Linked DNA regions of Homo sapiens: region 1 is linked to region 2. Evidence: read pairs that join two places in POLR2A ChIA-PET (ENCODE). Cell type or tissue: OCI-LY7. All regions are shown on one strand. Each heading gives the region's core, and the rest is flanking DNA. Links, peaks and the distances in the headings are about the cores only.

What was found. ChIA-PET counts read pairs that join two places held together with the same protein. Peaks named below come from ENCODE experiments on the same cell type or tissue, not always from the same donor. Only the 100,000 strongest peaks of a DNase experiment are listed, where the experiment ranks them.
Region 1: POLR2A ChIA-PET joins it to region 2 with 9 read pairs; 1 of 35 experiments calls an interaction of 5 or more read pairs at or near these places.

Annotation. Positions count from the first base shown.
Region 1 is chr2:54,785,349-54,795,360 of GRCh38, forward strand. All of the region lies in intron 2 of EML6 (EMAP like 6), which reads left to right. Among named protein-coding and RNA genes, the nearest start is that of EML6-AS1, 39 kb to the left of the region's middle. In OCI-LY7, for the core only: no CTCF peak of the experiment used is centred there; DNase peaks (open chromatin) are centred at 3,603 and 4,253; H3K4me3 peaks cover 2,351 bases; H3K27ac peaks cover 2,379 bases.
Region 2 is chr2:54,087,619-54,097,630 of GRCh38, forward strand. It overlaps a transcript of ACYP2 not described here. Among named protein-coding and RNA genes, the nearest start is that of ACYP2, 23 kb to the right of the region's middle. RefSeq lists an enhancer at 7,174-7,869. In OCI-LY7, for the core only: no CTCF peak of the experiment used is centred there; DNase peaks (open chromatin) are centred at 5,523 and 5,953; H3K4me3 peaks cover 1,372 bases; H3K27ac peaks cover 2,222 bases.

The DNA.
Region 1 (10,012 bases), core at 3,309-5,808, 700 kb after region 2:
TATTTTTAGTAGAGACGGGGTTTCACCATGTTGCCAGGCTGGTCTTGAACTCCGGACCTCAAGTGATCCTCCCACCTCGGCCTCCCAGAGTTACTGCCTCAGCCACCCAAAGGTGTGAGCCACTGTGCCTGGCCCCCATGGCCTTTTAAGGGATACTCACAACACTTAAGTTCACCACAATAGCAAAGTACTACAGAGGTACAGTGTGCACTATAGTTAATTTTATGCAGTTATGATTTAATACTGCATCTTTATATGTGTTTACATTTATCTCGACTGTGAATGATTCCATGTACTGTCTGTGTGTAAGTTTTCATAAGTTTTAATGTTTTATTATACATTTGTATAAATTTTATGGTAGCAAATGATAAAATAGACCAGTGTTTACATATACTTTTTGCATTCATGACATATCTCTTTCTTAATTTTTTTCAGTATTTCTAGGCTACACGGTTCATTTTTGAGTTTTTTCAAATTGTCACAAATCTCCAAAAAAATGTTTTAGTGTATTTACTGGGAAAATTTGAGTATAAGTGAACCAGCACATTTCAAGCTTGTGTCGTCTAAGGATCAACTGTATATATAAATATATATATATATATTTGTATGTGTGTGTGTGTGCAATTTAGGGCATGGTTATGGCCAGGAGGAAGTGGAGTGGCTACCCAGGGTGTTGGGGTAAAGGAGCTAGAGGTGGAGCGGCCACCCAGGGTGTTGGGGTAAAGGAGCTAGCTGAGAGCACCCATTGTAGGGAGCCTTCTGTTTTTTCTGGTGTAATCAATTTGAGAAGTCCCACCGGGGCAGTAGAGGAGGAGATGGCTGGGCCCTGTGGCTCCTATGCTTATTCCCTGAGTGTCTCTTTTCCCTGGAAGTTTTCTCTCTGCCCTGTCTTCAAGGAGGGTCATTCCCTAGGTCTCTAGTCCCAGCCCTTTTTTGCTACTCTTATCTTAAACACCTTAGGGTAGCAGAAAGTACCCTGGACTGAGGTGTTACAATTCTTGACAGCAAACAATCTAGGTATTTACATAAGCAGAAAGTCACTTATTGAAGGGTATTGGGACATTCACAGGATCTCTAGGAGAGCCAAAGACCACACAACGGAGAACAGTGCTCAGCCACAGTGGGGTCCCCTCCCCTGCTCAAGTGCTGCTACCGCACCCGCTACCTACCCCACCAGTGGGTTGTGGTGAAGGAAGAATCTCCTGTACCCTTTCAGGGGACATAGCGGTATAGGGAGGTGGACAGTTTACACAAGGTAGAACCCACAACACACATTCCTCTCCATTATACTGAGTTTCTGGCAAATATTATAGGACTCCATTGAGTCCAGATTTCAACAAAGAAATGGAGCAAACAATTAGAATAATTCCCAGATGCTCGAGTTTCCATGTTGAATCCAGAGGCTCTGTTAAGACAGCTGGTCTCTAAAGCCCAGGTTAAAGTAATGTTCTCCCCTTTCCTCGGAATTCATTCCCACACAGGTTCCCCAAATATATACTGGACAAGTGAAACTTGTTAAACATATACAAGTTTGTAAGTTTGCAAAATAGTGCCATTCTTTTGGTGTGTAAGCCTTTTTCTCTCGGGCTTGACTCTTTGTTTGACTCCCAGTGCAGTTGAAATCTGCCTCTGATTATGGATCTGGGAAGAGTGGGGCAGGGAGAGGTTAGAACATGAGAAGACTTAGGTTCTTTTTGAAAGATGAGTGCCTCAGGTGTGCCCACTGAGGTCTCCAGGCCAGGCAGGCACTGCCTAAGTAGGTTCAGCAGGGCTTCGGGGAGTTGTGCAGTGTGCGTTGGTGGGAGAGAAAGCGGGTAGGGGGCTGGTTCAGGGGTTGGTAGTTCTCGAAGTGACCAAATGCTCTCATTTTCCCATCAATATCGTTTCATAGAAATACCTGACAAGGCTCCCATGGTCTGAGCCTTGTCAATGAGATGGGTGAGGGTTGGGGGGGGGTCTTTGTGTGAACCCAGATGTCAGTTTTTAATGAGAATTTCAAGTATTTATATTTTAAAAGTAAACCAGAGGAAGATTGAGTTATGAAAAGATTGAATTGTAGTCATACAGACCTAGGTCTGAATCTTGGCTCTGCCACTTACCAGCTGTGTGGCCTGGGCAAGTTCCTTAACCTCCGTGAGCCGCAGTATGTTTGTCTGTAAAGAGAGATAAGTTTGTTTATCCTATTGGATTGTTCTTGAGCATTAAATGAGATAATGTGTAAAGTACCGCATAGTAATTGATCGATAAATAGTAGCTAATGTCACTGAATGATTAATAAATGCTTATGGAACTGAAGCAATCTTTAGCAATAAAGTGGAGCATTTTGCTCATGGGGAACTTGGGAGTCGTGTCTGGAGATGTCTCAGTCTGGGGTACTTCCTTAAGATCTCAAATCAGATTTTATAGGAGGTTTGTTTCACATGTTTAAGGTAGCCTGTGTGTTTAGGTGGAATTTGTTCAAGTGTCCATTGTCATAAATTTGTTTAATATCATTGCTCCTTCTGCATCAATTTTTAGGCCAGACCTAAGTTATTTGAAACCCGGTTGTACACACCCCGTCCCCCGAGGCCTAGTTGAAACTTCCCTCACCTGTGCGGTGGTTTCTGCTGTAGCCTGCCTGTTCCTCATCTCGCAGACCCAAAAACCCAGCACACCCCACAGCTGTTGACCATGATGAAACCTGATGGTCAACATCAGAGTCAGGTAAATTAGACCCCCTCCCTTCGCACGTGTTTTCTTTAAACTAGCCAACCACTGCCCTGTGGAAAGCCTACGGCAGAACACCCGTGGACCTTAATAAAGGCTTAGGTCGCCAGGTTCTCGCTCACTCGCTCGCTAGCTGCCCACTTACTGGTTGAGCACATAGGTTCCAGATGGCTCCCGCTTCCTGTTGGCCTGCAAGGCGGGCTGCCCTCTTCTCTCTGGCATCTGTAAGTAACACCGGCTTCTGTTATTTCATGTGTTTTGTTGTGCCGGCTCCTGTGTCTCACTTGAACCTAACTCCCTTCCTGGTCAGGGCTGGACCCAGGTGAGAGAAGATCTACAAGGGTGGCTGCCACTATAACCGAGTTTTCTGTGAGAGGGGCATCTGGTCATGTGTCCACGCTTAGGATTAGGCGTCCAGCTGGGAAAAGAGGTATTCTGTGAGAAACACTATAAACATCTGGGGCCGCCCCCCGCCCCAGCAGGTCTAGAATCGATAGCTACTCTCCAGAGAGAGACCTCAAGACCAAGTTAGAGGAAAATTGAAGCTTAGCAAAATGATCAAACAAGATTTCGCCAAAATAACTGGTTATTTGGCTGGTTATATTAACTTGTCTAATAGAATGGCTTATCAGTCATTTTATTGGAAATTCCTGTTGTTTTGGTGTGAAACGGTGGTGAACACTAATTGGCTTTTTGAAAAATAGGGCCAAACTCTTCAGAACATATATTTTAGGAATCAAAACATTATTTCTCCTGAAGTTTTTATTGACTTTATTGTTTAAAATACATGTTTCATTTCCATTGGCTAGATGAAAAATGGAAAGTCATTTCTGACTGGTTGGAGTTCCATAGACTTAACGCTGAATCCAATGGTTAGTAACATTGGCTTTCTATTCCCTTCTCCATCCGCCCCACCCCCTTTGCCACTTGCTTACATTTCTTAATAAAATGAGGCAGGTTTGCTATCTTTTTGCTTTTTATTCTTTCTTATATCCATCATCTGTTATCCTTTCTCTTTCATGTGTTCTGTCTCTGCTTAATTCCTTCAGCACTTTGGTTTTATTCCAATAAATAGCTTCTGGAAGATACTTGCGTAAACAAACAAAAACAGCAAAAACAATGAAACATTTAATTTTTAGCAAGTGTTATGGTGACCTTTAGAAAGAATGTGCTTTCCGGCCGGGCGCGGTGGCTCACGCTTGTAATCCCAGCACTTTGGGAGGCCAAGGCGGGCGGATCACGAGGTCAGGAGATCGAGACCATCCTGGCTAACACGGTGAAACCCCGTCTCTACTAAAAATACAAAAAAATTAGCCGGGCGTGATGGCGGGCGCCTGTAGTCCCAGCTACTCGGGAGGCTGAGGCAGGAGAATGGCGTGAACCCGGGAGGCGGAGCTTGCAGTGAGCCGAGATTACGCCACTGCACTCCCGCCTGGGCCACAGAGCGAGACTTCGTCTCAAAAAAAAAAAAAAAAAAAAAAAAAAAAAAAAAAAGAAAAAGAATGTGCTTTCCAAAGTAGACATGGGTGGGACGTAACTGGCCCACCTGATGTTGTCTTCCGTACTTGTATTGGTTTTCTTCTCTTCTTCTGTCATGTGCCAGATACTGTATTGGATGCTTTACAAACTCTACCTTATTTAATTATATCCTCATGATATCCAGAAGGGAGTTAATATTCTCATCTTGCAGATGAGCAAACTAAGGCTCAGACATGGTCCTAATAGGTAGAATAGAAGGAATTTGAATCCAGAGTTAACTCCAGCACACATGCTGCTTTCCTTACCAGGGCTTGCTTCTACCTAAATAGTAAGTACAGGGAGAGCTTTATGACACAGAATATCTACAAATACTGATTGACTTCTCTGGCTCTTGGACCCAAATGAGAATGAGCTTCATGGTATGTGTGTGTGGTGGGGATTCATCTTATTTTTGCAATGCGTATATGTGTTGTATTTTTAAATGATGAAAAATGCACAGGTAACCTGTACAAGAGGGAGATCTAAGAATAGTCAGCATTAAGTAAATATTTGTTCAAAGAATGTCTTCCGATGACATTGCATAATTTCAGTTCATATATCTGAAAACTTAGTAATGACTAGTGATTTTTATAAGAGAGATTGAATAGTGGGCACTTATTTCTAATGAGCCAATTGAAAAGCAAATTAGATAACTTGCTGTGTGTATGGTGACAATTCATCCACTTTCTATTTTCTCTCCCACTGTCTTCCCACATATGTATATATTGTTTTCATTGACATATTAGTGAGTTAACTAGGTTAATTTTTATTGTGCCCAGAAAATACTTAGGTAATTTCAGATTCATTGTGGAGCGGGGAAGCACCCTAACTCTGTGAGCTGTACTCTGAATTGCAGAGTAAGTTTACAACTAGTGGGAAATATAAACATTGACAATATTTGCACTCTTAATCTGTGTGTACAACACCATACTCTATTGTCACCACCCATTTCACGGCTGGAGGGTCCATTCTTGTATCATTCAGATACCAGCATTTGGAAGCCAAGGACCTACATTTTAATAGACTTAGAAGCAAGAAACTGGTTATATTTTTGACGTACTTATCACCAGGCTTTCCCACAGTTGATCATTCACATCCATATTAGTATCAGGACCCTATTGTGTATAGAGGACATTGGTAACTTAATTTTCCTTTTTTTTTTTTTTTTTTTGAGACGGAGTTACGCTCTGTCGCCCAGGCTGGAGTGCAGTGGCGCGATCTTGGCTCACTGCAAGCTCCGCCTCCCAGGTTCACACCATTCTCCTGCCTCAGCCTCCCGAGTAGCTGGGACTACAGGCGCCTGCCACCGCGCCCAGCTAATTTTTTGTATTTTTAGTAGAGACGGGGTTTCACCATGTTAGCCAGGATGGTCTCGATCTCCTGACCTCGTGATCCGCCCGCCTCGGCCTCCCAAAGTGCTGGAATTACAGGCGTGAGCCACCGCGCCCGGCCGGTAACTTAATTTTCAAACTTTGAAGCAAACAGTCACAGGCCTAAGTTATTGCATTATCACCATTCAGCATTTCTTCTGAATAAATATTACAAAAAATATAATAGGTGTGAAGAGAAATTCAGAGAGGTGAGGGAGGACGTGTAGGGTTTTCAGCTTTATTTCCTGCTTCTCCTGAGTTGCACGTGGGAACACAGATGATGCCAGTACATGCCTGATCGGGAAGTGACGGCACAGTTACAGTCCTGCCGGTATGCTCACGCAAGTGGGTCTTTTTCTCATCTCTTTTGAAGATAATTTATTGGGAAGGTGCCTACATTCTGTCCAGTTTGATTTCAACAGTGGTTTGCCAAAATGAGAATGAGTCCGAATTTCTCACTGAAATCTATGTATCTTCAAAATTAAGAAATCCAGCAGTACTACCCCTTCCTCTTGTACCTGTGATACAAGTTTATCCATCATTGTTGGAGTTCACCAGCAATGTAAACCCTGAAGTTGATCAGTTTGTCCCCACTTCTAGTTCCAGTCAGTGGATTCTATAATTAGAAGAAAGAATGGCTGAGGTACTATAATAAAATATTTACCTTAAACAAAGCCACACCGGTATCCCTTTTGTTCTTCTCTCCATGGCTCTGGGTAAACACTATAACTGTGATGTTAGCCTGCAGGCTAGAGCCAAGAGAACTGAAGATTGACAAAAAAAAATGATACTGGAGGTTCAGTAGTGTCCACCCTACCGTTTGCCCTCCGCTTGTGAAGTCCAGCCCTGGATTATACTACAAAGTAGCTGTGCTCTTGGACAAGTCATTTCTCCTCTCTGGCTTTGGTTTTCTTCATATCTGTAAACTGAGAGGGTGGGATGAGATTTTACTTGAGTTTCCTTTTAGTTCTGATTCTATGAAGGAGTAACATGTCTTGTTTGACTCAGAAAATCCTGGCGATCTCTTTCAGGCTTATTGTAGTGTTTATTACAGCAAGCTCTTTAGAAGCTTCCGCATAAGCAGACATCAGAATGCGCCTGGACCTCCCAAAGTCATCTGGTTTTCTTCAGTTTTTTAAAAGTTCAGAAATGTGATTTGTAGAAGGAGTAATAGAAGGGAGTATAAATTACAGTGGGAAATGGGAAAACATTCATCTTAAAGCCATATATTTCTCTGTACCCTTTTGACATGTAATATTTTCTTATTTCTATTGTGTTGGGCAGAATGAAAAATGGGTCTCGATATATTTTGTCCCTTTAATTGTAGCCTAATTTATTAATGCCCCCTGGGCTTCCCCTATATTATTGGTGGCAGTTTCTCTTTTTAGTAAGTCATTATGCAGATCTTTGGGGATGACTGTCAAAATGCTTAATAAAAACTTGATAGCTAAGCTAACTTTTGATTTGGGGCTTTGAATAGGCATCCGATGCCCCTGCAATCTCACTCCTAGATATCTGACCAAGTGGAAAACTTATTTTCACACAAAAGCCTGTCTGTAAATGTTGATAGCGGCTATATTTGTGATTGCCAGACACAAGGGGCACAGGGGAAATTTGGAGGTGATAGAACTGTTGCGTATCTGCATTACTGTGGTGGTTACATGATCACAGATGTTTCAAAACTCACAGAACTGTACACTAAAGGGTGAATTTTCCTGTATGTAATTTATACCTCAATTTAAAAATGTGAAAAAATACTGCTAAAAAAGTTTATTTGAAGTATTTTTTATACCTAATACTATGGGCACTTTGGGATAAAATAGAAATACGCTATAGAAATACGACATTGTTCACAAGGGCCTTTTAAGGAGATTGAAATTTAGGATTTCTAAAAAGATGTTATGAGGACATACGGATTATTGGAAGTAGTAGTTACTTCTGTCAGACAACAGAGGAGTTATAAAAAGCAAAAAAAAGAAATGATTTTTAAAGTTATAGCATCTGAGCTTTTTCTTAAAGTTGGTTTAAAGTTTTTGATCTTTAGGCTTGGTGGAGTGGCTCTCAACTATAATCTCAGCACTTTAGGAGGCTGAGGCAGGCAGATTGCATGAGGCCAGGAGTTTGAGACCAGTCTCGTCAACATCGTGTAACTCCATCTCTACAAAATTACAAAAATTAGCTGGGTGTAGTGGTGCATGCCTGTAATCTCAGCTACTAGGGAGGCTGAGGCAGGAGAATTGCTTGAACTCAGTAGGTAGAGGCTGCAGTGAGCCAAATTTGCACCACTGCATTCCAGCCTGGGCAACAGAGCAAGACTGTCACAAAATAAAATTTTTGATCTTTCAGCGTTTGCAGGGCAGTAGAGGGGAGGAGAACCAAGTCATAAAACACGGATCAACTTTATTTTCCTGAAGAAGTATAAGGTAAATATGTATGAGTAGGCTTTTTTTTTTTTTTTTTTGGGTCCCAGCATATCGTAACTACTTTTGACAATCCCTGTTTCTAATAAAATGTATGCAAGCATATCTTTGTATATTTAATTTTTTCTGTGCAATTCAAGGAAGGCAAATGGTTACTATGAACACTAAATCCTGTCGAACTTCCTCACACGCCCGCAACATAGGCAATTGTTTCAAAGGCTGTGGAAGAGACTGCCAGTTGCCTACCAAATATCTATTCTTCCCTTCCTTAGCAACAGTACCCCAGTTCTTTTCAGGAAAGCAATGTCCCTGTAGGAAACATTGGCCAGTTTTCCTTTGAGCCAGATGTGGCTGGTGACTACATAAGTGTTGTGGACTTCCAGGAAGCGGGGCTGGTTTGGTGAGTAGGGGCAGCAGTGGCAGAACTTCCCCAACTCCCACCTCCTGGTGCCTGGAATGCAGCTGTGATGGCTGGAACTCCCTGGAACTCCAGCCTAGGTCTTTTCTCTTCCTTCCCCTAGCCCCTCAATAGCCTACTAGGAGACAGTTCTCCTTCTCAAAGAGAAAGTGTCTACTTGACAGTTGATGGAACAGTTGTTACTGGTTTCCCTGAAATAGCTCTTCGGTCAATTCCCTTGCCTCACCTCATCTAATAAACATGAAAACTGACCCTTAATAAGCATTTTCCACTTTGCTGGCAGTGTACTAAGTATATTCCATATATTATCTCAAATAAATCTTATCCCAGTGAAGTAAGTTGTGTTATTATCCCCATTTCGGACAAATATAAAGGCTAAGATAGATTAGGCAGCTGGCCCTGCTGCTTGGTCATGCAGCAGGGGAGCTGGGATTTCAGCAGAGGCCTGTTGGCTTCTGGACTGTGCCATTACACTCAGCTGCCTATTCATCTTTACTCAAGTCCCTGTTAATGTAGGTCACTCAGAGGCATTAAAACACCAATTCATGGATTTCTATCGCCCTTTTCTCTGTTCTTATTATTGATATTATACAAATTTTTCTTAGCAAAATTCTTAATTTGACCCCTTGCTGACCATGTGATTTGATTACTAAAACGTTAGTTCTCAGTCCTCTTCCCTGGCAGAAACATCTGAGGGAGTAGGGACAGGACGGGGAAGGGTCAACTCAGTTCCCTTAATTCAGATACTTTCAGCACCCCTCTGGCTTCTGTAAACTGGCTCGTCCTGATGCCCCCTAAAGGATCCTGTCTGCCTAATGTTTTTTCTAGGAAAACTTATCTTACCAATGGCCCTTGCATAATGCCCCTTTTTCCTTTCAGTGGAGTAAAGGCTGGGCCACCTGTAAATGGTTAGTGCACTCAGGGATTAACTTTAATAGTAAAAAGGTCCTAAGCATTCTTAAACAAGTGTTCAGCTTACAAAAATTGTACGACATTACGCTTACGTGACAAGTGTAATACAGTTGTTTGGTTTAGTAAATGCCTAAAGGAGGGTCATTGGAGATGAATTTGTAGCTTCAGTAGGTTCTGGTACCAAGACCAGCCCTCATCTGTATGATGGCAACTGAAGACTTTCAGGATATTGATTACCTTAAGAAGGAATCATTTGTTAATTCACTGACCACACTAGGTCCCACCGACCCAGCCTTCTTGAAACTCCTTTACCTCAGAATTTTACCACGCCATTCTTACATAGTACTATTTATTCGTGTTTTTTTGTTTGTTTGTTTTTCTAGATTGGTTTTGCTTTAACTTGGTCTTAAGCTTCTGGAGGATATAAAATGAGTATAGTGAGTTTGTTTTCACACTACTATAAAGAACTACCTGAGACTGGGTAATTTTTAAAGAAAATAGGTTTAATTGACTCACACTTCAGCATGGGTGGGGAGGCCTCAGAAAACTTAGAATCATGGCAGAAGGTAAAGGGGAAGCAGGGCATGTCTCACATGTGGCAGGAGAGAGAGCATGTGTGAATGAGGTGGGGAGGTGCCACACTTGAAAACCATCAGATCTTGTGAGAA
Region 2 (10,012 bases), core at 4,941-7,440:
GGGATTACAGGTGTGAGCCACCTAATTTCATTCTTGAATACACCTCTTTCTGCTATTATCTCCTTCTTCATTATTGCCCCCAACTTTTCCTTAAAAGTATTGCTCAAGACATATGGATGGGTGAATAAGTGGATAAAGGGACGGACAGATGGATGGATAGGTAGCAGGACATTAAAACTGAAGTTTCAACCAAGATACTGAGAAAAAATAGATGTAAGATGCTAGAGACAGATTCCCGAACATGAAATTTACAAAGGAAATTTTTCCAAGACTCTCACACAGATTAAGGATATAAAAAGTGGCAGGGGAAGAAGAGCAGTTAGATTATGCAAAGATGGGAGAACTTTTTGGAGGAGGAGTTCTTCAGAGAAGGTTGTGCTGTGACACAGATCCTACCTCACCAAGTAAGGGGTACTTCCAGTAGATTCTTTGGACAGTTTAATACATGGCCCCTGCAGCTGGGAGTCTTTGTGGACTGGCGTCTAACTCCTCTCTGGAAAGGTGAGAAGAGGAGGGATTAGCAACTCTTCTAGTGGAGCCAAAAGCGTGTTGCTAGGTTAGAATCAGCCTGTATTCCAGAGAGTGTTAGGGCAAAGTAATGTGTTTTCCCCATTCCTCAGAAGAGGCCCAGAGAGAGAAAGCCAGCATGAGGTCATGTTGGATCATGTTCAACAGGACTACTTAGAGGAGTGGAGGGACCTCAGCTTCAAGAAGCAGGAGGCAAGCTGGATTACTGTGAAATGGGTCACAGGCCACTGTCCCTCCTGCTGCAATGAAAGGGGCCCCACAGGGAGTCTCAAAGGAGCCCGTACGTTATTCACCAGAGAGTCAACCTCAGGTGTCTGCCAGGGCCTGCGAGCACAAAGCCTCTTACTCTGCCCTCTCCATCTCCTCAGCGGGGTCAGAGACTAACTGGCAAACTGAGCCTGGGGTGGAGGTGGAGGGAGAGAAGACAACCACACCCCCTTTCTCACGGCAGGCTTCCAGTCTGCCCCAGGGCCAAGCTGCACAGGAAGAAGAATCGCCTCTAAATCAACTTCCGAATTCTGTTCAACATCTTGGACTGGATATTCTAATTATTGAATTGAGACTGTGGCTTAAAGTGACCATAGATTGGCCTATTAATTAAGATTAAGCTGAAAAGTTATGGAGTCTGCCAGAGTTTTCATTTCAGATTGGGGAAAGGTTATTCCCACTTAGTATATCAGAAAGAGTACAGTGAGGACAAGGACAAAGTTGTGTTTTGACCACACACATTCCTATCGGTCACCATAAAACATTCTATTCTATCTGTATTCTGAAGCCCTACAGCCCACAATTGCATGTTCAACAGACAGCTGAAAGACTGTTAGATAAGACTATTAGATAAGAAAGTAAGAAAGATAAGATAGTAGGAAAGATCAATAAAGTGCATTAACAGGACTTCTATGCTAATAGGTTTCAGATATTTCTTGGGAAAACTAGAGCTGCTCTCGAAATGGAGTTGAGAAAGTTTGTTCTATCATTGGATTATTAGCTCCTTACAGCAAAGGACTAGCTCTTATTTATAATTTTACTTCCCAATATTTAGCTTAATTATTAGAGTTCAGAGCTGATACACTAAGCAGTCAATGAACCTTGAATAACAAATACTAATTGAATCAATGTGTTAACTTGCTAACTAAGTATTTATTTTTAATATTAAAAATGTTGGCCAGGCTTAGTGCCTCATGCCTGTGATCCTAGCACTTTGTGAGGCCAAGACAGGAGAGGAGATTGCTTGAGGCCAGAAGTTCAGATATATATATATATATATCTCCTGGCTATTAAGTTTATTACTATTTTTCAACATACAAATTGTATTTTATGGCTGGTGCAGTGGCTCACTCTCGTAATCTCAGCACTTTGGGAGGCTGAGGCAGGAAGATTGAGGAGTTCGAGACCAGCCTGGGCAACATAGTGAGAACTTGTCTCTACAAAACAAATTAAAAAATTAGTTGGGCATGGTGGTGCATGCCTGTAGTCCCAGCTACTCAGGGGGCTGAGGTGAAAGGATCGCCTAAGCCCCAGTGGTCAAGGTTGCAGTGAGCCGTGACTGCACCACTGCACTCCAGCCTGGGCAACAGAGTGAGACGCGGTCCCAAAACCAAACAGCAATTACTTTTGCACCAACCTAATATTTCTTTAACATGTTCATCAAGTCACTTAATAATTCAGCATTTTTCCCACTGAATTAAGGACTTTTTAACTATTAAAAAGTTTGCTCAGCCGGACACGGTGGCTCATACCTGTAATCCTAGCACTTTGGGAGGCCGAGGCAGGCAGATCGCTTGAGGTCAGGAGTTCGAGGCCAGCCTGGCTAAGATGGTGAAACCTCGTCTCTACTAAAAATACCAAAATTAGCAGGGCATGGTGGCGGGCACCTGTAATCCCAGTACTCAGGAGGCTGAGTCAGGTGAATCTCTTAAACCCAGGAGATGCAGGTTACAATGAGCCAAGATCACACCACTGCACTCCAGCCTGAGCGACAGAATGATACTCCGTCTCAAAAAAAAAAAAAAGTTTGCCCATGTGTTCTTCACTGTCTAATAACTTTGATGATGAGAAAATGTTGGGAATCCTCTTCTTGGCATTCAAGCCTATCACATTCTGCTCTCACCCTGCCTTGCCCCTTTATCTCCTGCTTTTCTACTGCATGAACCTCTTTTGCCATGAAACTGGGCTACTTGGCATCCTCAAAAAAGTGTTTTCGGCCAGGTGCAGTGGCTCATGCCTGTAATCCCAGCACTTTGGGAGGCCGAGGTGGGCAGATCACGAGGTAAGGAGTTTGAGACCAGCCTGGCCAATGTTGTGAACCCCCGTTTCTACTAAAAAAATACAAAAATTAGCTGGGCGGGGTGGCGTGCGCCTGGATTCCCAGCTACTCAGGAGGCTGAGGCAGGAGAACTGCTTGAAACCGGGAGGTGGAGTTTGCAGTGAGCCAAGATTGCACCACTGCGCTCCAGTCTGGGCAACAGAGTGAGACTCCGTCTCAAAACAAAACAAAATGAAACGGTGTTTCCTCCCTTCCTGCCTTTGCCAATCCTGCCTAGAGTACTCTAGGATTCTCTTACGCCTGGACCGCTCTTCCTCTTTCTCTTTGCCTTTTGCCCTATTTTCCTTTGCAGCTTATCAAATCCCTCAACTCTGTTCCCCTCCTCTGTATCATTGTCCTGGGCCACTCCATGCACGGGACTTCTTCCTCTGACTCTTGAGATCTGTTAGGCAGCACTTGCATAGACTTGTTCCTGTTTTCCATGTATTTGGATGATTTTACCATCTACATGTTGGTGCTTTGAGGGTAGGAATTCTACACTAGACATCTTTGTTTCCATGATGTTGCCTTGGACACAATGAACGCTGACATAATTGTTGATTGATTTAAAATACATTTTTCTATTTTTAAAATAGGCAGAGAAGAAACTCTACTAATGTTTCTCAACACCTACAAGAGCCTGCCTGTAATGATTAAAAGGACAAAAGGGGTTATTTTATGTCTTAACTCAACATTTCAAAGCAGCTCAAAGGAGTATTTATCAAATGAAAAGAAGCAATCTCTGAATATTGATTTAGTACATCTAAACTATAACTAAGTTGGAGGACAGGGGAAAGCATGTGTATATTGGGGTGGGGAACACAGGAAGAAAGCTAAATCCTCATTTTCCAAAATAGTAGGAAATCAATATATACTTTCTAACATGGAAAAAAGATGAGAAAAAATGTTGCAGCATAAGCATTTTATATCCATGAAGGTAAATAACAAAAGGGCTATTTTTTTCTTTAATGGCCTCTGCAGATGCCCTTATCTCTTTTCTCTTCAAGTCCCTCTTAGAGCACATCTCACTCTCTTGATTTTATTTATTTATTTATTTATTTATTTATTTATTTATTTATTGAGACAGAGTCTCACTCTGTCACCCAGGCTGGAGTGGTGGCACGATCTCGGCTCACTGCAACCTCCATCTCCTGGGTTCAAACAATTTTTCTGCATCAGCCTCCTGAGTAGCTAGGACTACAGTTGTGTGCCACCATGCCCGGCTAATTTGTGTGTTTTTGGTAGAGATGCGGTTTTGCCATGTTGGTCGGGCTGGTCTCGAACTCCTGATGTCAAGTGATCCACCCGTCTCGGCCTCCCAAAGTGCGGGGATTACAAGCGTCAGCCACTAACCCCAGCCAACTCTCTTGATTTTAAATGTCGCTCTAGATAGAGACATTTCTAGTTCCAGGTCTCTTTGTTTCTCATTTTTATACCTCAGAGATGCTGGTGGGAGGAGTACGAGCAAGACTGGAGAAAGAAAGTGTTTGTAATAGTCCGTGTGAGAAAGGAGGGGTGCCCAGACAAGGGCAGCAACTGTGGGGAAAGAGAGTGAGGCTGATTTAAAAGCCATTTAGGAGGGAGACTTTACAGAGCTATAAGGCAGCTATAGAGGGTGAGGGAGTTGGAGGACCCAAAGATGAACCAGGTTTCCAGCAGAGGTACTGGATGGTTGAAGAAGAAAGAGCAGTTTAAGGAAGGGAAAAAAATGTCAGTTCAGTTTTGAAGATGTTGAATTTGCAGTGCTGGGGAACAATGGAATAGAGCTGTCTTATAGGCACTTTCATTTACAAGTGGGTTATGAAAGAGGGAAGAATAGGGACAGGAACCACATTTCAGCAGGAAAAATGGATCCTGATAATCAGGAGAAGTTGGGATTTCTGCTTCATGGTGGGACAGAGAAGAATATATTTGACACTCCGCTGATCCGTAGGAGCAGCTCTTCTTTCTCTCCTGCCCAGTTGTGATGGTAAGTGAACAATGTAGCCAACCTATGTTATCCTATAATCAGCCTTGGAACAGGGTTGGGTGACAAAGGGCTAAGATTTATCAGGGATGAGGAATGGAATCATCCACCAGTTAAGCCATCTAGAGCAGCATAGGTGCTAGGTGAGGGTGAGGGGAATCTAGAATTGGTAGTGGAAGAGGGAAATGGAGTGTCTCAGAAGTGGCTTTGAGAGCAGCTACAGAGGGAAAGACTGTAACTTGGCCCCCTGACATTCTAGTAAGGTTCTCCTAATGGAACCAACCAGAAATCCAGGGTAGCTAATTTCAAATGGGGTGAACTTACTATAGAAGCAGGTGGGTTCCAGTGACATAGAGGGTGTACAGTGATGCATGCCATGGTGCTCTGCTCAGATCCCCACTTTAGGACCATGATGTTCATTCTCTGGCTGCCAGAAGTACTGGCTGCTTGACAACCTACCTTGAGTTCTTTTAGAATTGTCCTCAGCCAAAGAGAGTTGGCTTTCTAAGTTTATGTGCCCCAGGCTGCATCCAACGACCCATTGATGGTGGGGTACAATCGTTCAGAGTAGACAACTCTGAAGTGAGCTCTGAGCTCCCACTGGTTGGGCTGAGGCTTCTATTGTCGACTGCACAGCAGGTAAACTCCTCCTGCAGCTCAATTCTGCTGCCTTCACTGCTCCAGAGTTGTGTGCCTCCTACATGTAAGTCTCTGCCTGAGAGTCAGTTTCCCAGGGAACCTAACCTAAGACATTAGGGCAATGCAAATGAGCTAAGTCCTCCCCCTTCACAGGAGGAAGTCAGCAGATAATATCTAAGGGTGATAAAAATCAATATGTAAAGGTGTAAGCATATTCTCTAGAGTTACACAGACAACTGCCGGAAGAACTAAAAGTAGAAATATTGAAAAGAATATTGTCTCTGCAAAATGTGACTGCAGATTGATTAGGTGGGAGATTTGCTTTTCCTTCTAAGATTTTCTCAACTACCGAAATTAATATCGTATGCAAATAGTACTTTGACTCAAATCTAATTTTAACATTAAAACAAGACTTTTGGAAACAACTAATGATAAAGAGGTAGTGAGTGAGGCAGAGAGAAGTAATAATGTTTGATTCAGAGGATGTGGCCTAGAATTCAGGTGCTGTTTCTGTGTCTGGGTACAGGTCACTTCCTCTTTTAGAGACTTAGTTTTCTCATCTGTCAAGTGGGAATAACAATGATATTAAATAAAAACCACTTGGCCGGGCGTGGTGGCTCACGCCTGTAATTCCAGCACTTCGGGAGGCCGAGGCGGGTGGATCACGAGGTCAGGAGATCAAGACCATCCTGGCTAACACGGTGAAAACCCGTCTCTACTAAAAATACAAAAAATTAGCCGGGCGTGGTCGTGGGCGCCTGTAGTCCCAGCTACTCCGGAGGCTGAGGCAGGAGAATGACATGAACCTGGGAGGCAGAGCTTGCAGTGAGCTGAGATCATGCCAGTGCACTCCAGCCTGGGTGACAGAACGAGACTCTGTCTCAAAAAACAAACAAACAAACAAACAAACAAACAAACCCACTCAGTATCATTGTGAAGTGTAAATAAAATAATGAAAAGTAAAATGCTTAGTAAAGCTATGAAGAGCTGTCCTACTTAGGAGAATGAAGTACATGTTAGAGATACTGGCAATGTACAAAAACTACAAAAAAGTGGTTAATTCTGGCTGTGGATGAAAAAGGCCTCATGAAGGCAGGATCACTCATGGTTGGCTTGCAAAAGAAAGGAAGATTTTGGTAGGCAGAGAAGAAGACATGGTGGGGAGAAAAAAAATTTTTTTTTTTTTTTTGAGACAGAGTCTTACTCTGTTGCCCAGGCTGGAGTGCAGTGGTGCCATCTCGGCTCACTGCAAACTTCGCCTCCCAGGTTCAAGCAATTCTCCTGCCTCAGCCTACCAAATAGCTTGGATTAGAGGCATGTGCCACCATGCCTAGCTAATTTTTTTGTATTTTTAGTAGAGACGGGGTTTCACATGTTTGCCAGGCTGGTCTCGAACTCCTGACCTCAGGTGATCTACCCACCTCGGCCTCCCAAAGTGCTGGGATTACAGGTGTGAGCCACCATGCCCGGCCCAGTTGTGTGTGTGTGTGTGTGTGTTTGAGACATTGTCTTGCTCTATCGCCCAGGCTGGAAGGCAGTGGCACCATCTCGGCTCACTGCAGCCTCTTCCTCCTGTGCTCAACCAATCCTCCCACCTCAGCCTCCCAAGTAGCCAGGACTACAGGCATGTGCCACCACGCCCAGCTAATTTTTGTATTTTTTGTGGAGATGGTGTTTCACCACGTTGGCCTGACTGGTCTCAAACTTCTGGCCTCAAGTGATCCGCCCACCTCAGTCTCCCAAAATGCTGGGATTACAGGTGTGAGCCACCATGGCCAGGCAAAATATTTTATTGTATTTTATTATTATTTTTTAATCTGTTTTTTTTTAAACTTCCTTTTTTTTTTTAATTGATCATTCTTGGGTGTTTCTCACAGAGGGGGATTTGGCAGGGTCATAGGACAATAGTGGAGGGAAGGTCAGCAGATAAACAAGTGAACAAAGGTCTCTGGTTTTCCTAGGCAGAGGACCCTGCGGCCTTCCGCGGTGTTTGTGTCCCTGGGTACTTGAGATTAGGGAGTGGTGATGACTCTTAACGAGCATGCTGCCTTCAAGCATCTGTTTAACAAAGCACATCTTGCACCGCCCTTAATCCATTTAACCCTGAGTGGACACAGCACATGTTTCAGAGAGCACAGGGTTGGGGGTAAGGTCACAGATCAACAGGATCCCAAGGCAAAATAATTTTTCTTAGTACAGAACAAAACGAAGTCTCCCATGTCTACTTCTTTCTACACAGACACGGCAACCATCCGATTTCTCAATCTTTTCCCCACCTTTCCCCCACTTCTATTCCACCAAACCGCCATTGTCATCCTGGCCCGTTCTCAAGGAGCTGTTGGACACACCTCCCAGACGGGGTGGTGGCCGGGCAGAGGGGCTCCTCACTTCCCAGTAGGGGCGGCCGGGCAGAGGCGCCCCTCACCTCCCGGACGGGGCGGCTGGCTGGGCGGGGGGCTGACCCCCCCACCTCCCTCCCGGACGGGGCAGCTGGCTGGGCGGGGGGCTGACCCCACCACCTCCCTCCCGGACGGGGCGGCTGGCCGAGTGGGGGGCTGACCCCCCCACCTCCCTCCCAGATGGGGCGGCTGGCCGCGCGGGGGGCTGACCCCCCCACCTCCCTCCTGGACGGGGCGGCTGGCCGGGCAGAGGGGCTCCTCACTTCCCAGTAGGGGCGGCCGGGCAGAGGCGCCCCTCACCTCCCGGACGGGGCGGCTGGCCGGGCAGGGGGTTGACCCTCCCACCTCCCTCCCGGACGGGGCGGCTGGCCGGGCAGAGGGGCTCCTCACTTCCCAGTAGGGGCGGCCGGGCAGAGGTGCCCCTCACCTCCGGACGGGGCGGCTGGCCGGGCGGGGGGCTGGCCCCCACCTCCTCCCGGATGGGGCGGCTGGCCGGGCGGGGCTGACCCCCCCACCTCCTCCGGATGGGGCGGCTGGCCGGGCGGGGGCTGACCCCCCCACCTCCCTCCCGGACGGGGCGGCTGGCCGGGCGGGGGGCTGACCCCCACCTCCCTCCCGGACGGGGTGGCTGCGGGGCGGAGACGCTCCTCACTTCCCAGACGGGGTGGCTGCTGGGCGGAGGGGCTCCTCACTTCTCGGACGGGGCGGCTGCCGGGTGGAGGGGCTCCTCACTTCTCAGACGGGGCGGCCGGGCAGAGACGCTCCTCACCTCCCAGACGGGGCGGCGGAGCAGAGGCGCTCCCCACATCTCAGACGATGGGTGGCCGGGCAGAGACGCTCCTCACTTCCTAGATGGGATGGCGGCCGGGCAGAGACGCTCCTCACTTTCCAGACTGGGCAGCCAGGCAGAGGGGCTCCTCACGTCCCAGACGATGGATGGCCAGGCAGAGATGCTCCTCACTTCCCAGACGGGGTGGCGGCCTGGCAGAGGCTGTACTCTCGGCACTTTGGGAGGCCAAGGCAGGCGGCTGGGAGGTGGAGGTTGTAGCGAGCCAAGATCACGCCACTGCACTCCAGCCTGGGCACCACTGAGCACTGAGTGAACCAGACTCCATCTGCAATCCCGGCACCTCGGGAGGCCGAGGCTGGCGGATCCCTCGCGGTTAGGAGCTGGAGACCAGCCCGGCCAACACAGCGAAACCCCGTCTCCACCAAAAAAATACGAAAACCAGTCAGGTGTGGCGGCGCGCGCCTGCAATCACAGGCACTCGGCAGGCTGAGGCAGGAGAATCAGGCAGGGAGGTTGCAGTGAGCTGAGATGGCAGCAGTACAGTCCAGCCTTGGCTCGGCATCAGAGGGAGACCGTGGAAAGAGAGGGAGAGGGAGACCGTGGGGAGAGGGAGAGGGGGAGGGGGAGCTAATCTGTTTTTTAAAAATAGAGACGGGGTCTTGCTATGTTGGCCAGGTTGGTCTTGAACTCTTGACCTCAAGCAATCCTCTTGCCTCAGCCTCTCAAAGTGCTAGCCTTACAGGCATGAGCCCCCACATCCAGCCTGAAATATTTTATTTTAAAGGAATCTTTTTCAATTATTTTTAGCAAAGTAATCCATGAACATAATTAAAAAGCAATAATTCAAAAGGGTTTATAATATCTTTCACCTCCTCCGAGTCTCTGTTCCAAGGTTACCTTTTTCAATGAGCTCTTCCCTGCACTTGCTATTTAAAACTACAGCTCTGGCCCCACTCCTGGTCCTTCTTAACCCACTTATTTCCTCACAGCACTTACCCACTTCTACATATTATAACTTACTATGTCTATGGTTTGTTGTCTCTTTCCCCTGATGGGAATGTGAGCTCCATGAGGACAGGGACTTTGATCTGTTCTCTTCATTTCCCTAAAGTGTCTACACAGTGTCTCATGCATTGCAGGACTCAGTAAGTATTCATTGAATAAATGAAAACTATGAAAAGCTTGCCAGCACCACTGTTCCCCAAATCCTATCCCATTCCTCAGAGGCACCTGGTTACAAAAAATGACAATAACAACACAACAACAGTGTATTATTTTGGATTTTTTAAATCTAATTTTTGTTCTCACACTGTTATAATATTTTGGAAATTTTCAAGCATACATGAAAGGAGGGAAAGGTATGGTGAACCCTAGGAATCTATTAC